Regions from separate parts of the Homo sapiens genome. Here regions 1 and 2 are each linked to region 3. The links are chromatin contacts, found by Hi-C or POLR2A ChIA-PET in ENCODE. All regions are on one chromosome and are shown on one strand. The core of a region is the stretch at or near the end of the contact, and the rest is flanking DNA. Distances in the headings are between cores, read along the strand shown. Region 1 holds the start of MAP3K8 (mitogen-activated protein kinase kinase kinase 8). Region 2 has its middle 92 kb from the start of MAP3K8. Region 3 overlaps JCAD (junctional cadherin 5 associated).

What was found. Hi-C counts contacts between places; a loop is a spot of excess contacts on that map. ChIA-PET counts read pairs that join two places held with the same protein, here RNA polymerase II (POLR2A). Pooled maps may share reads with other maps.
Region 1: a map of naive thymus-derived CD4-positive, alpha-beta T cell shows a loop between it and region 3 (9-fold over the local background). The contact joins the promoter of MAP3K8 here to the enhancer-like site in region 3. A Hi-C loop is called at or near these places in 1 of 168 maps with a recorded cell type or tissue (naive thymus-derived CD4-positive, alpha-beta T cell) and 7 of 50 pooled maps. POLR2A ChIA-PET finds 5 or more read pairs at or near these places in 2 of 52 experiments (GM12878 and activated CD4-positive, alpha-beta T cell).
Region 2: a map of natural killer cell shows a loop between it and region 3 (6-fold over the local background). The contact joins two enhancer-like sites. A Hi-C loop is called at or near these places in 6 of 168 maps with a recorded cell type or tissue (CD4-positive, alpha-beta T cell, CD4-positive, alpha-beta memory T cell, CD8-positive, alpha-beta T cell and 2 more) and 10 of 50 pooled maps. POLR2A ChIA-PET finds 5 or more read pairs at or near these places in 2 of 52 experiments (CD4-positive, alpha-beta T cell and naive thymus-derived CD4-positive, alpha-beta T cell).

The regions. Positions count from the first base shown.
Region 1 is chr10:30,431,720-30,435,467 of GRCh38, forward strand. MAP3K8 (mitogen-activated protein kinase kinase kinase 8) reads left to right here and starts at 2,465. Exons shown (of 9, transcript NM_005204.4): 1 at 2,465-2,659. RefSeq lists enhancers at 452-1,333, 2,005-2,144, 2,865-2,964, 3,255-3,304, 3,429-3,748 and a silencer at 2,185-2,424.
Region 2 is chr10:30,524,212-30,528,025 of GRCh38, forward strand. No RefSeq gene overlaps it. Among named protein-coding and RNA genes, the nearest start is that of MAP3K8, 92 kb to the left of the region's middle. Within about 2 kb of position 1,585, at least 3 of the 41 ENCODE cell types and tissues checked have a DNase peak (open chromatin) inside an H3K27ac peak, as active enhancers do; they include natural killer cell, where a contact is called at or near this core.
Region 3 is chr10:30,025,540-30,028,932 of GRCh38, forward strand. JCAD (junctional cadherin 5 associated) reads right to left here. Exons shown (of 4, transcript NM_020848.4): 3 at 564-3,393. Among named protein-coding and RNA genes, the nearest start is that of JCAD, 32 kb to the right of the region's middle. RefSeq lists enhancers at 1,800-1,859, 2,040-2,109, 2,828-3,393. Within about 2 kb of position 1,677, at least 20 of the 41 ENCODE cell types and tissues checked have a DNase peak (open chromatin) inside an H3K27ac peak, as active enhancers do; they include natural killer cell, where a contact is called at or near this core.

The DNA of each region.
Region 1 (3,748 bases), core at 1,215-3,714, 410 kb after region 3:
GCTTCAGCTGAGACTGGGATAACCCGCTTGAGCCAGTGCCAAATTCCACCCATCCGGCGCGCAAGCGAGCGGGGCTTCTCCTCCCCAACCCCGGCCCAGGCTGCTTCTGCCGGGTCAGTGCTGCCGGGTTGGTGGAAGCTGCCTTCCCTCCCTCCAAGATCAGAAAGGCGGAGGGTTCAGGAAGGGGTTCTCCTCTAGGTGCAAGGGACTGCCTGGATATTTGGAGGGAATGGCAAAGCCCTGCTTCATGAGGTGAATGAATATAAATTAAATCGCTCTCGTATTTAAAATAACTTGACGGATGACAGTGCCCATTCAGTCAATCGGCCCTCGACGTTGGATTTGCTACCTGGGCTTGTTGTCTGCGAGTTAAGGTCCTGCAAAAAGCCCCTGGCTTGTCACCTCAACTAACCTATCTCCTCCAGCAATTCTCTCAATACATCCTCGGGTTGTATTGTAATTCATTTTCCATAGCAGAAATGTGGAGGGCTCTAGAGAAGGTACAAGGCAAATTTTTTTTTTAAATTTTATTTTTGGTTGGCCGCGGTGGCTCACGCCTGTAATCCCAGCCCTTTGGGAGGCTGAGGCGGACGAATCACCTGATATCGGGAGTTTGAGACCAGCCTGACCAACATGGAGAAACCCCATCTCTACTAAAAATACAAAATTAGCCGGGCGTGGTGGCGCATGCCTGTAATCCCAGCTACTCGGGAGGCTGAGGCAGGAGAATCGCTTGAACCAGGGAGGCGGAGGTTGTGGTGAGCCCAGATCGCTCCATTGCACCCCAGCCTGGGCAACAAGAACGAAACTCAGTCTCAAAAATTTTTTTGTTTTATTTTATTTTTTAAATTTGAGACAAGGCCTCGCTCTGTCGCCCAGGCTGGAGTGCCATGGCGCAATCATAGCTCACGGCAGACTCGAACTGCTGGGCTCAAGGGATCCCCCTACCTCAGCTTCCGAGGAGCTAGGATGACACGCGTGAGCCACCATGCCTGGCTAATTTTTAGATTTTTTGTAGAGACGGGGTAGCTATGTTGCCCAGGCTGGTCTCCAACTCCTGACCTCAAGTGATCCTCCCGCCTCGGCCTCCAAAGCGCTGGGATTACAGGCGTGCGCAACCGCGCGGAGGCAATCTAGAAACTGCAGAGGGAGCACGGACCTGGGCACTGGGAAGAATAGGGCGTGGACTTGGAGTGTGACCGCGTTTGAATCTGGGTTGTGCCTGGGACACCCCACCTCCTGGGCCGTAGGTGGGGGGGGAGAGAGAGAGAGAGAGAGAGAGAGAGAGAGGATGTCGACCTTACATGGCTCCTAGCTCTCCGCGCTCTAGCCGAATGCCTGGTTCCTAGTGGGTGCTTGATACGTGGGAAATGTAGGGGGAGGGGGTGGCGGGGCATTGGGAATGTCCCGCAGAGTGGATTTCGGGAGAGTGGCGCTTTTCTCTAGAACTCTCTTCCGGTTACACCTGGAGTAAAAGCTTGACACTCTAGAAGGAAAACCCCAGATGAGCAGCTAGGACTGAGGGTTAGCGGTAGGCGGGAGCGGGGAGATAGTACAAGTACGCTTCCTAATGAGGCGGTGCCGCAAAATAACCAATTTTAATAAAGACTGCAGAGAAGAAAACCAGGTTCTGCTGGCGGAGTGCACAGGCTCCCAGCCGAGCGCCCAACAACCAGGTTCCGGGCCCACCCTGCCGCAGCCTCTTGGAAATCTCTAAGTTGGAATGTGTGCGTGCGCACCACGGGTCACTGCCCTCTTTGTGTGTGAATTTGAAGCGAAATCTGGGCGAGGCGGGGCCGTGCTACTAGCAATCGGACCCACAGTCGCGGTTCCAAGAAGCCCCGAAGCTTCCCCGGCTTCCCGCAGCACTGCTGGGAGGGCACACGGCGCCTCTGTCCCCACCCCAGAGCGTGGGGCGCGCGGAAAAAGGTCTGGTGACTGCCCTCCCCGCCGCCCCCCGGGAGCGTGCCCTCCCGCCGGACCCTGGGACTCCAGAGAAGCGCCGAGGGCGCGAGTACACTAAGATATACGACCTTCCCTGGGGACCGGGAAGGGCACAACCACCTCTTGCAACTCCGCCACTAAGACGCCTTGGGTCACCAGGCCCGGGGGAAAACTCGTCCCCGTCCCAGGCTCTCGATTCGGGCCGCAGCTCACGTCCCGCGCTCCTCCCTGCGCGCCGCTCTGCTCCTCCCTAGTCCCGCCTCCAGCTCCGCCCGGGCGCCCAGAGGGCAAATGAGGGGCGGCGGGGTGGCGGGTGGGGGGGAGACGCGGAATTTCCCAGCGCGGGGGCTCTGGCTTACCCTGCAACCGGGCAGTCTCTTTCTGTTTACGGAGAGAAAGGGGAAATGGAAAAGTCGGGGAGGCGGTGGCTGGCGTCCGCTGCGCCGCCCCTGGGCAGGCTCAGACGCCGTGAGTCAGGGGCAGAGCAGGGCGGTCTGAGCGTGCGGGCGACGCGGGTCTCACTCGTCCGCTCCGCTCTGGACTGCGCGCCACGCTCTGGGGTCCGGCGCCCTGGTTCCTGCTTCTGCCGCTGCCGCCGCCGGATCCCAGTGGCCCGGCGTGCTCGGCTCCCACAGGCCTGCAGCCAGCATCGCACCGAACCTTCGGGGGGCCGCGGCTGGAGCGCTCGGCCGGCGTGGGAGCGCCAAGGCCGCAGGTAATCCAGGGTTGGGGGTCTCCGGCGTGTCTTTCGGGTCGCGTCCCGCCTGGGTGCCCCGGGGATTCCCATGCAGAAATGGAGGGTGCCCCCAGCAGAGGGGAAAACTCTGGCGTGGGAAGAGGTGGGGGCGTGCCCACAGCTGCGCTCGCGGGTCGCCGGCTGCACCAGGCACAGCTGGAAAGCACCTTGCGCAAGGGTCTCACGGGGTGCAGACTCGCGACTCCTCCCCCTTCCTCCTCCTTCCCGTATCCGCAGCGCCAGGGCAGTGCTGGTCTGGGCAGTGCGCGGGGAAGCGGGGACCCGCTGTCACTGCGCCTCCCGCTGCCGACGCCGCCTGGACGGCCGCACTCTCCCTGCCCGAGACCCGGTGAGTGCAGCTCGGAGGCTGGAGGACCCGATCCTCCCAAATGCTGGGTGCTTTGATAATTTATAAGCCTTTTAGGCTCCCTTGACTTAGAGAACCAGGAGGAAAGGAGTGGGAGTGTGGGTTGGCGGAGCCCAGAGACTTGTGAATGGCTGGAACTAAATTCAAGTTTGTAACCCGGACTCTATCCCATGACTAAAGAGGTCATAGCAGAACACGAAGGCTGGGCTTTTGGTCTAAGAAAGAATACTAGGAGAAAAAAAAAGTTATTTTCACGGAAGTTGTTTTCGAGCGATAGTGCATGATCAGGACTCTGAAATTTTTCTAGCTCTGGGCGGAGAAGGACGCCTAGGGATTGTCTCCATAGTTAACAGGGGAAGGCCACCGGCTGCCTGTAAGAGAGAAACGTTGCGATGCTTGTCTATTTCACTTTTGGGAAGACAAGATTAAAGGCTGCTCTTGATAAAAAACAGGGACAGAAAGGCTCTTGCAGTTGCTTTACATACCTGTGGCCTGAGTCGTTTGTGCCAAGGAGAGTGTAATCCACTTCCAGCTGACGCCCCCAGCTCTCTGCGACGGATTGAGGTTTGTGTGCAGGACGTCTGGCATACGGCCCATGAGGACTTTGTCGTGTAAAGCAAATGGGAACGTTGAGGCATGTAGAGGTTTTGAAGCAGAGTGTCGGTCCTTCCTTCCATACGCCTGAAACGCATAATCCGGGG
Region 2 (3,814 bases), core at 335-2,834, 500 kb after region 3:
GAGCCAAGATGGCACCACTGCACTCCAGCCTGGGCGACAGAGCGAGACTCCGTCTCAAAAAAAAAAAAATAAATAAATAAATAAATAAATAAATAAAAAATAAAAACCCCATAAAGAAGCAGTTTCTATAATGCCTATGTACATTTCAAATAATACTAACACTAATATTAATACAAATGCTAATAAAAGAATATAAATATTTTAACCCAACTTAAGTAATAAACATTACCAAATACCTTTTCCCATTCTTTTCCCAGAGCTAATTATGATCCTGATTTTGTTAATTACCTCTTTGCCTTTCATTAATTACTTCTTTGCCTTTCTTTATAATTTTGCCAATTTTTACTTATCTCTAAGTAATAAATACATTACTGAATATTGCTTATTTTTAAGCTTTATTGTACTATGTAAACTTGGTTTGGCACAAAATTATGTTTTTGAGATTTAACCACATTGATTGAGATACTCCCTTCCCCCCGCCATTTTTTCCTTACCTTATTGGTTGCAATTGATTATTAATATTTCACATGAATATTTTACCTAATCCAAAGTTAACTAATAAACTTTATTCTGCTCCCAAATCAAAGAACCTCAGAATGCTTTAACATCAATCTCTCCACTCACAGTTAACATACCATTGTTGTCCAGTAATGTTCAACTTCACACATATAATGTTCAACACAATATATGTTAACCATTATATTGGTTAACATAATCAGTGAATTTATATTTTCCCACATTTAGGCCAGGCATGGTGGCTCATGCCTGTAATCCCAGCACTTTGGGAGGCCGAGGTGGGTGGATCACCTGAGTTCAGGAGTTCAAGACCAGCCTGGCCAACATGGTGAAACCCCGTCTTTACTAAAAATACAAAAATAAGCTGGGCATGGTGGAGGGCACCTGTAATCCCAGCTACTCAGGAGGCTGAGGCAGGAGAATCACTTGAACCTGGGAGATGGAGATTGCAGTGAACCGAGATCACATCACTGCACTCCAGCCTGGGTAACAGATTAAGACTCAGTTTAAAAAAAAAAAAATAGCAGGGCACGGTGGCTCACACCTGTAATCCCAACACTTTGGGAGGCCAAGGTGGGTGGATCACCCGAGGTCAGGAGTTCGAGACCAGCCTGGCCAACATGGTGAAACCCCATCTCTACTAAAAAAAAAAAAAAAAAAAAATTAGCCGGGCGCGTTGGCAGGCGCCTGTAATCCCAGCTACTCAGGAGGCTGAGACAGGAGAATCACTTGTACCCTGGAGGCGGAGGTTGCAGTGAGCCGAGACTGCGCCATTGCACTCCAACCTGGGCAAGAAGAGCAAAACTCCATCTCAAAAGAAAAAATGTTCCCACATTTTATTTATTCACCAATCTTTCTTGTATCTCAGACTTCTCTGTGATCATTTCCTTTTATTGGGAATTGTATATTTTAGAGTTTTTGAGAGTCTGTTAATGGTAATTATTCTCAGTATTGCTTTTTCAAAAACAATCTTTCAAAAACATCTTCAAGATGTCACAATTTTACTTTTTTCTTTTAAGAATTGCCTTGTTTGGGCAGGCAGTTTCCTGTCAATACTCACTTTCTCACGGCACTAATATTGAAGATAATAATCTACAGTTTCCTGACTTTCACTTTTGCTGCTGAGTAATTAGCTGTTCATTTTATTTTCACTCCTTTGTAGATCATATGTCTTTTCTCTCTGGCTGTTTCTTTCCAGATGCTTCTTTTTTTTTTTGAGACAGAGTTTCATTCTTCTCACCCAGGCTGGAGTGCAGTGGTGCAATCTCAGCTCAAGGCAACCTCTGCCTTCTGGGTTCAAGAGATTCTCCTGCCTCAGCCTCCTGAGTAGCTGGGATTACAGGCGCCCGCCACCATGCCCGGCTAATTTTTGTATTTTTAGTAGAGACAGGGTTTCACCATGTTGGCCAGGCTGGTCTCAAACTCCCGACCTCAGATGATTCATCACCCTCAGCTTCCCAAAGTGCTGGGCTTACAGGCATGAGCCACAGTGCCTGGCCCCCGGATGCATTTAACAATTATTCTGCTTGGGATCTGTGGGAGTTGCTGAATGTATTACATCAATGATCTCTGTCCACCTCCCTGGTTCAAGGTTTTCTCCTGCCTCAGCCTCCCAAGTAGCTGGGACTACAGGTGCATGTCACCCCATCTGGCTAATTTTTGTATTTTTAGTAGAGACGGGGTTTCACCATGTTGGTCAGACTGGTCTCAAACTCCCATCCTTAAGTGATCAACCCCCCTCAGCCTCCCAAAGTGTTGGGATTATAGGTATAGGCCACCGCACCCTGCTTTCTTTGTTTTGATACAGGGTCTTGCTCTGTCACTCAGGCTGGAGGGCAGTGGCACAATCTCAGCTTCCTGCAGCCTCAACCTCTTGGCTCAAGCGATTCTCCTATCTCAGCCTCTTGAGTAGCTGGGACCACAGGCATGTGCCACCACACCTGGCTCGTTTTTGTATTTTTTGTTGAGATAGGGTTTCACTATGTTGCCCAGGCTAGACTTGAACTCCTGACTCAAAAAATCCTCCCACGTCCCAATGTGCTGGGATTATAAGCATGAGCCATCACACCTGGCCGTATCAATTCTCAAAATTCTGAGTCCTACCCTTGCTAATATTGCCTCTCACACACATTCTCTGCTACTGCTTTCCTGACTCAATGCATGCTGGGCCTTCTCTGCTATGTGTCTTAACCTCTTTATTACTTTCATTTTTTATTTTTATTTTTGGCACTGTAGGGTACATTTTGAGTAATTTATTCAAAAGTATCCTCCATCCCACTAATTTGGTCTTTAATTGTATCTAATCTGGTGTTTGCGTTTCGATTTTTAATTGTAGTCATTATCTTTTTATATGTTAGTTGTGTTAGTTGAAGTTTGGATTTAGTTCTATTGTTTTTTCTTTCTGTGCATTCTTCCTCATGATTTTTTTTTTTTTTTTTGAGACAAAAGTCTCGCTCTGTCAGCAGGCTGGAGTGCTGTGGTGTGATCTTACCTCACTGCAACCTCTGTCTCCCGGGTTCAAGTGATTCTCCTGCCTCAGCCTCCTGAGTACCTGGGACAACAGGAGCGTGCCACCAGACCCAGCTAATTTTTGTATTTTTAGTAGAGATGGGGTTTCACCATGTTGGCCAGGATGGTCTCGATCTCTTGATCTCATGATCTACCCGCCTTGGCCTCCCAAAGTGCTGGGATTACAGGTGTGAGCCACTGTGCCCAGCTGAGCTCATAGTATTTAGAACTCTACTCTGGGGATTATTTAATACTTAAGGCTTAGTTGGTTTGAGTGTACATTTTTCCAGAAAGTATTTGTGTTTGTGTCTGCTTGGCACTGCAGACATTATCAGCCAGATCCCTGTTGTCTCCTCTTGTGGCTTTCCAGGCTACGCAGACCCCATCAACATGAAGATTGTCCATGAATGCCCAGGGAGAACTGAAAGACATGACCCCAGAGCCAAAGCAGAAATAGAACCTGTCTCTTTGCCCTCTGCTTCAGTGAGGTCAATTTTTTTTTTTTTTTTTTTTATTGAGACAAAGTTTTACTCTGTTGCCTAGGCTGAAGTGCTGTGGGGCGATCTCAGCTCACTGCAACTTCCGCCTCCTGGGTTCAAACAATTCTCCTGCCTCAGCCTCCCCAGTAGCCGGGACTAGAGGCGCCCACCACCACTTCTGGCTAATTTTTACATTTTTAGCAGAGACAGGGTTTCAAGGGTGAGCCACCACACCCAGCCAGTGAGGTAGAATTTTTCTCACTTCACCGTTTCCTGGGTCTGGGCGCTGTGTGTGTGTGTGTGTGTGTGTT
Region 3 (3,393 bases), core at 427-2,926:
GAGGGGAGGGGAGGGGAGGGGAGGGGAGGGGAGGGAGAAAAGGCTTAGACTAAATGACAGAAGGTCCCTTCCAGTCCATGGCTTATGATGTGGATCTTTTGACATTTATCTCAACTCTTCTACTGATCACCTGAGCTCAGGAGTTCGAGACCAGCCTGAGTAACATAGTGGGATCTCGTCTCTATAAAAAAATTAAAAAATTAGCTGGAAATGGTGGTGCATGCCTGTGGCCCCAGCTACTCGGGAGGCTGAGGTGGGAGGATCACTTGAGCCCAGGAAGCAGCGGAGGTTGCAGTGAGCAGAGATTGCACAACTGCACTCCAGCCAGGCGACAGAGTGAGATACTATCTCAAAAAAATAAAATATACTGCAAGATCTTGAATTTTAAAGATGGCTTCTGGATAATTCTTCGAAAATGAGGAATCTTTTGATAAAACAATTCCCAGGGTCAACTTGATCTTTTCTGAATATGCAGATTTACATTATCCACCAACCTGGTATTTTGTACTGACTAAAAACTCCAAATGTATACTGAGCACCTGCCTGTCTGCCTGATTCCTCACCTGGGCACCAGAAGTCTTGATCCATGCTCTTCTCCTTTTGTGCTGCCGGATGCTCCTTCTCTTCCCTGGAGATGCTGTCCTTGGACACAGAGAGTGAGTGGCCCAATCTCTGGGCACGGTCCCCACTGCCAGGAGACACAAGGCCTCCCGGGAGCCCGGCCTGGCCCCTTGTGGTGGCCTTCAATTCCTCGGCGTCCTCCTGGGAGTCGGCATTCCTGAAGCTCAGGACTCTCATCCGTGACACTGAGCTCACCTCTTTCATTCTCATCAGGCGGTCAGGGTCTGCTCTCCTAGGCGGGGAGGCCAGTTTCTCTTGTAAACTTTCAATCACTTTGGAAGGGCTTCTAAGTCTCTTTTCAGAGCCTGCCACACTTGGGGTTCTTTCTACAAAATGGAATAAAGTGGACCTGAAGGGTGGTTTTGTTTCCACATCCTTTTGTTCGAAGAACTTGGACTCCAAGGGGCTGGGCTCAGGCTCAGGGACAGGGTCTGTGCTGGTGACAACCCCGTCCACATCTGAGTGCTCAAAAGCCTGAGGAGCCCGCCTGGCACTGTCCCTGTCCCCTACAAAGAGAGGGCTCTTGGTCCAGCCGCACTTCCTCCTGCCATAAAAGGCATCAGTGGACACCCTGGGGACATCTGCCGGTGCTGGGCGAGATAGCAACTCTTCCTGGGGGGACTCTGGGGTGCAGGCACTTGCATCGGGCTCAGCAGGCTGGTTCTGTCCCGCTCTCCGGATGCCCGGCAGGAGGGACTCCACCGCCACCTCAATGCCCAGGATCCTTGCAGCCCTGGCTTGCAAGGACTCACCTGGGGGGATTTCTATTGTGCTTGCTTCACCCAAAGACCCCTCTAGCTCACTGGCACCCTGTTCTTGCCCAGGGGTGAGCCCCACAGACCGTAAGTCTGGAGCTGAGAGCCCTCGGTTCTTGTTAGACAGGGACAGTGGGAGCCCTGCCCCCCTCTCTCCACCACTGTCAAACTTCCGAGGGACCGCTTCACTTGGTTTCACAGAGCTGAAAGCACTGGTGATTTTCGGACTTTCCTGGGGCTCCCTAGGTTCAGCTGGATAGGACGCGGGCAGTGGTTTTGCGTCACTTGATCTTGAAGACATTCTCGTCACAGGAAATGGGCTACCTGCCAGCTCGTCCATTCCGTTGCTAACCTCCAGGTGTCTCTTCTCTGCACTCGTGCTTCCATCTGCTGAGCAGAAAGGTGCACCGCCACCTTCTTCCACGCGAAAGCGGCCCGGGGATGGAGGCCAGGCACGTGGGTGGCCAGGCTGCAGCTCCTCACTCCAGCTCTCAGACTTACTCTCACCTCTTCCCGACCTACACACAGGGCTCTCCGGCACCCACATCCTCGGCTGTGGCTCAACCCTCATTTCCGGGCTGTTTCCGCGGAAGCCCACATCCTCCTGTCTGCAGTGAGCACGGTTCTCCTGCTGCGGCTCCGCCTCACTCTCCTCACTGCTGCTGCTGCTGCTGCTGCTGCTACTGCTGCTTTCTTCCTCTTCCTGGAGCTCCTTGTTAAAACTTTCTAACTGACTGATCAAATCCCAGGGACGACGGCTGACCGGTTTCAGGAGAAACTGCCCAAAGAGTTGTTTACTGTTGCAAGGGCCCGTGGGCTCCCCCTTCACCACCTCCCGCTTAGGCCCAGGGTGGGCTCCAAGCCCGTGGACATCCACGCAGGGCTGACTTCGGCCTGCTTTTGGCGTCGGTGCCTGGTCCACGGACAAGGAAGTCCTTGAGAACGCACTGTTGCTGGATGGGCTGAGGGACCTGTGACCTTTCAGGTTACGGGCACTTGGCCTCTGTTTGTGATCACCGGTAGGGAATGCTGTGTGCGTCTGAGCTTCGGAGGCAGCAGGGTCTGAACATTTTGGACTCAATGCTGCACGACTCGGCCCTCCCAGCTTTGCACCAGGGAGCAGCTGCGAACTTTGGGGCTCCTCGGAGAAACTGGTTTGTGTTTGCTGATCTCTGTACCGGTGCCCTGGCCAAGAGCCAGAATGCTTGAGTTCTCTGTGCTTTGTAAGGTGGATGAAACTGAGGTCATTTGTTTGTCTGTCTTCTTCTGGTTCCCCTAGATCTTGTTTTTGGAACTCCGTTCTCCCACCCATGCTTCCTGTGAGGGCCTGCAGCTCCAGGTCGGTGGAAGACATGCTCAGCAGACTCTGTTCTTGCAGAGCCGGGCTCTTATCAGACCCATTCTTTTGATCAGCACTGGGCTTTAAGTCATTGTTGTCCATATCTCTATCTGGCAGATGTGATTCTGATTTCACTGGGATAGAAACCAAGCAAAATATAGTCTCGTTCATTTTTTTCTTTGAACTTTTCTTGGTCCGAGTCCCAGTTTGGAACTTTTTGAGCTTGGTTTGAGTTTCGCAGGTGCTCTCGCCCTGTGAGTAAGGGGAGGAAACTTGTCTTCCAGTGTGCCCGTGCTGGCTGCCTCTCACATCAGGCCACTGTCCCCTTGCCACACAGCGGTCTCTCTGGTTGGGGAGGCCACTGTTTTCCCCATCCCCGGGGGGCTGGCCCCACAGCCACCGGGGGCTGGAATCGGCCAAGACCAGGCCTCTCTCATCCCCCGACGGGGGTATTAAGCTCTGTGGATTCCAAATGGCACCATCAGGCTGCATTCCTCCATGAGCCGGCTCTTGAGCAGTGACAGGACTGGAGTTATATGATTTATCGTCAAGCTTTATGTCTTCACAGAAACCCTGGGGCTGAGCTAGTTTAAAATGTCGTAACCGTGGATCATCAAAGGGAATGTACTGAACGAAGCCGTCATAGGCAGTGACAGGTCGGGGATGTGCGGGGAGCCC